Regions from separate parts of the Homo sapiens genome. Here region 1 is linked to region 2. A link is an interaction called in ENCODE POLR2A ChIA-PET data of the cell type or tissue named here. Cell type or tissue: MCF 10A. All regions are shown on one strand.

What was found. ChIA-PET counts read pairs that join two places held together with the same protein. Peaks named below come from ENCODE experiments on the same cell type or tissue, not always from the same donor. Only the 100,000 strongest peaks of a DNase experiment are listed, where the experiment ranks them.
Region 1: POLR2A ChIA-PET joins it to region 2 with 5 read pairs; 4 of 35 experiments call an interaction of 5 or more read pairs at or near these places.

The regions. Positions count from the first base shown.
Region 1 is chr4:147,102,423-147,104,922 of GRCh38, reverse strand. No RefSeq gene overlaps it. Among named protein-coding and RNA genes, the nearest start is that of TTC29, 160 kb to the right of the region's middle. In MCF 10A, no CTCF peak of the experiment used is centred here; a DNase peak (open chromatin) is centred at 1,182.
Region 2 is chr4:147,049,337-147,051,836 of GRCh38, reverse strand. No RefSeq gene overlaps it. Among named protein-coding and RNA genes, the nearest start is that of TTC29, 100 kb to the right of the region's middle. In MCF 10A, no CTCF peak of the experiment used is centred here; a DNase peak (open chromatin) is centred at 1,156.

The sequences.
Region 1 (2,500 bases), 53 kb before region 2:
TAACAGATGTCAGCAGGAAGCCCAGAGATGGACTCGTCACAATTTAGTGTTTAAATCCAGCCTGAACAAGTCACTGTGCCTAAGGGGCCAATGAGGGTCCAGAGGATACCTCTTGTCTCCTCTGTCACCATCTGATCATATAAGCCACACTCTTTGCTGATAAAGCCAGAGATGATCTAGAGTGACATTTAAGAGACTGAACTTGACCTCATTCATGACCTCAGAGATGGAGCATTTACCAAAGGGATATTTTAAATTATTGAGTCAGACTATATTAAGTTTTTTTCCCTTTCATTATCCATCAGGTAGAGGCTTATGAGAAAGATAGACTCAATTATAAGGAGGAAGTGGAAATCTGTACTTTCTTTACACATATTTATAGTGTGAATAAATTTGTGATTTTCTATGCTATTATTAACCAAGGGTTTACACCCAGGATCTAGACATGACACGCTGGTAGTGCTTTTTGATGAGAGATGGTTTTGACATTACATATTATAGTGGCTTCATTCACAATGTCAAGCCTAACTCACACTTGTGTTTGGCATTTATCTCATTAACAAACAAAATTAGCCCAGTAATTTTCACTGGCAAATTAAGAGACCATGGGACTTTTGTAGGAAAACAGGGTGTCAATTTTAAAATATTACTTTTAGGTAAGTTGCACTTGAATCTCATAAAATTTACCTTTCGCCCTGATTTGATATGATCAAATAATATTTGGTTATTTGATAGTATTAATACATGGCAATTTTTAAAACATCGCTCCTAACCAGTTTTAGAATTTCCTCTCACTCATCTTTTAAGGAAAATAGTTCTGTGATTTGTTCATGGCCAATGTTAAAGGGTCAGGTAGCACTATAGATTAAGGGAGGCAGAAAATTTACAGAGAAAAAACTATTTCCATTGTTATGAATTTAATGTTGGAAAAAACAATTTCCATAGTTATGAATTCAATGTAGCTCCGCGCCCCCCACCCACCAAATCAAATGCCTATGGCTCACACGGTTTTCACGTGTGTTCTACATTTCTCGTTGAGTCACAGACGGGAGCAGTGAACCCTGAGGAAACTCAGTACACATTCTAAGGACAGTCACGCCAGAAGCTTGCCTCCCCAGGCTTCATGCAGCCCCAGTGAGTCAGGCAGAACTTTCCCAGCAAAGCAGCCTGTGTGTCACAGTGGACCAAGGCGAGCTCCTGCTGTTATAAATAGATTCTTAGTGGGACTGGGAAGGGCATGGAGACACCAGAAAATATAGCAGTTCTGGGTGGGGTGGCAGACTGAGGACAGAAAGTGGTAACAGACTATGATGCAAGTTAAATTGATGCCAGAACCTAGGCTTCTGCTATTAACAGTGTTTCCTTTCTCAGAAGGGACTAACTGGGCAGTTCTTTGGCTCCAACTGACTTCTACCCCCCTTGCTAAATCATTTGATTTCTGCTGGCTCGCACCCTCTTTGCTTCTTCCTGGCAAGCTCTTGGGCTGATTTCCAATCGCTTCCCCTTGTGGGTACCCTTTTCCAGGGTTACTTGAGGTCGTGCAGTTGTTTTGTTTCTTCACAGACTTTTAGGCAAAGTTATTCCACATGGCTCTTTAAAGGCCACCCAAACTACAAATTTCTTAAAAATATATGTGCATATACATGGGGAAAAATCATAAATTTGAGTAAAAATGTTCATTATAAAACAAAGCTAAAAAAAAAAAGCCAGTGGCCCCCACACCAAATCTGAATAGACTACATGGTCCAAATTTTGTATTATAACCTTATAGGAATAGATTATGTTTACATTACTATACAAATGCATAGACAAAACTACAATAGCAATATAAAACCTGGAAGGAAATATAAGAAAATATTTATAGGAATCTACCTCATGTAGTACAATTATAAATTATTTTTATGGTTTTCATTATAATTTTCTTCACTTTCAAATTTCTATAATGGTATATATAAGTTTTATAGTAAAAACTATTTAAAAACCACCAGTTGTTTTTTTTTGTTTCCATTTTTACATCAGCTAGTACATACAGTTTTCTAAAACAGCAATAGCTGTGTGCAGCTGGTGGTATATGGTGGGTGGGGTGGGTGTAATATAGGAAGAGGAATGTAGAAAAGAACAGTATGTTCAGAAGAAATGAATTGAGGCTCTTGCTTTAGACATAAAGTATTTTACACAAATTGCCCAAGACTTCTCATTTACAGTCGGTCACAAGCTATAGTGAATATTGGCTGGGTTTTGGCAATGCTGAATGCAATTTTGCCTTTCTTTTCTTTCCTTTTCTTTCTTTTCTTTTCTTTCTTTCTTTTTCTTTTCTTTTTTTTTCTTTTTTTCTTTTTCTTTTTTTTTTTTTGAGATAGAGTGTCGCTCTGTCACCCAGGCTGGAGTGCAATGGCACGATCTCGGCTCACCACAACTTCTGCCTCCCGGGTTCAAGTGATTCTCCTGCCTGAGCCTCCTAAGTAGCTAGGATTACAGGTGTCCACCACCACACCTGGCT
Region 2 (2,500 bases):
TTTTCTGGAAACTGCTTTATATTAGTTTTCTGTTGTTGCTAAAACAAATGGCCACAAATTTCGTGGTTTTAAAAAACACAAATTTATTATCTTACAGATCTAGAAGCCAGAAGTCTGAAATGGGACTCACTTGGCTAAAATCAAGGTGTTTGGAGAGTTCTAGGGGAGAGTCCATTTTCTTGCTTTCTAGCTTCTAGAAGCTGCCGGCATTCCTTGGCTTGTGGCCCCCTTCCATCTTCAAAGCCCAGAATGGCCAGTGGAGATTTTCCCACATCACCTCTCTGGTTCTGTCTCCTCTGCCTCCCTGTTCCCCATTTACTGACCCTTGTGATTATATTGGGCCCACCTCATTAATCCAGGATAACTGCTCATCTCAAGGTCATCTAATCAGCAACCTTAGTTCCATCTGCAACCTCAGCTTCCCATTGTTAGATAACATAATATATCCCAGGTTCTGAAGATTAGCACATGCCCATCATTAGGTGGCCATTATCCTGTCTACTACATGTTTCATTTCTTGTATGGGAAAATACAACATAGCAAAGAATGTTTAATGGATTGGTACATGCAATTTGAATTCTGCATTTGCATTCTGTATATGTAGATATATGCATTGAATATAGGTCATTTTATGTGTTTTGTCCTTCTATGTGTATGGCTCTAGGAAAAACCATAAATTTACTTCTGTGCAATCTTTTCCATTAAAAATACCTCCTAAATCTGTAAAAATTTTAACAAGAGACTTGTGACATCAGCTGTATCAATCTCATTTGGATTGTTATACATGTTGATAAGCAGCAGTGAGAAGTGAACTTTAAAAAGGAAATCTTGAGAAAACTCTTATCATTAAAAGAAATTGTTACATTGATATAAACTTTAGCACTGAAAAAACAATGTTTTGGTTGTACTTTCATCGTTTTTCTTTCTGTCACTGATGCCCTGCAGGATTCCAGAATTCCTTCATTGCTTTTGGCATTGCTTTTTTGTCAAGATGCAAATAGGTTGCAAACAAACCAGTAGATTGAGCTTTGCCATAGCCCTTCTAATGGGTGTTTATTCAAACCCAAAGGTTTAGAAGGTGCATTGCTTCATGACTGTAAGTGATCTAAAAATAGTTGGGTAACCTTCCGTGCACAACTTAGGAACTTAGAGTTCATTCCTGTCATGTTCTGCTGAAACATATCAAGACCAGAGCACAGTGCCAAGAAATCTGAGTCTACCCAGATGAATTGGGTGTGAGACAGCCTGGAAAAATAAAAAGCCGCAATAAGGTTTAAAGTGAAGTGGATGGTAAATTTTTTCCCTTTAGAGTAAACTTAGATAAGGGCAGAAAGGGCATAAGGTAAACCACCATGACTTAGCTCCATCAAGAAGCACTCCAAAGCAAAAGAACAGCCCCAACACAGCTTTAGCACTTCTGGTTTCCAGAACACAGTTGGATGTAATGTCAACATCAAGGAACTGACAAAATGAAGCCTACTGGTGTGAAAGGAACATCCACCCCACTCCTTCTAAAGAAGCTTCTAAATATCAGTTGTCTAAACCTATTGATAAGCATGGATGCATTATTAATGAAGCCAGCAGCCTGCCTGGTGCTACTCAGATGGTTCAAGCATTTAGTAGGAAATATTTCTGTGAAGTTCTGCACAAAATAATGACCGCATCTGTCTTAAATCGAAACAAATGGCTGTTGCAAGCTCTGGGGAGGCTGGGAGCAAGCAGCTGCTTTGCAGAGAAAGGCAGAGGGCCACCACCTGCTGAAGACAGGCGAGCAGGCAGCGGCCACTGAATATTGACTACTTAATAATTCAGGATAACAGGAACCCCTGGCTCTTCAAACATGGCACTGCCCCTTCATCATGGGCTTTTCATCACCCTAATGAGTTACTCGATGAATTGGATGCTAAAATGTCTTCCAGCAATTCTCCAAAGTCTAGGACTCAAACTGCCACAATGAAAGGTTCTCCTTTGCAACAAAGGGTCCATGTTCTTATTTTATCTGTCTCTTCTTTTCTTTTTTTCTCTTTCTTCCTCCCTGTTACCCTCTCTTCCTTCATTCTCTCTTTCACTTTTTTTTACTTCCACCCTGCCATTTATGTCATGAGAATGCCAAGTAAAATATTAAGTTAGAAAAAAGCTTTAGAATCACCATTCTCCACAAGCTTCTGATACAGTAAATTTAAAAAACAACAAAACGATGCATGTTGGTCCAATTAGTTTTCTACCAGAAACATTTGAAGAAGTTCATGTGCTCATTGGAGCTTTTTCTTTGGAGCTTCCCATAGCCAAGCTTTCAGATGAATGCAACTTCCCTGTCATTTCACAAAGGAAGAGATAAACACTTGGGTTCAGCAGAATGATTTCAGCCAACAGGACCACCCTGAGCCACCTATGAAGCTGATTCTTGTGACTCATAAAGACCCAAACTACAATAGGGGATTTGAGATTTAATTGGTCACACAAAATGGCAACGTGGACAAAGTGATATTTTTATTGACTA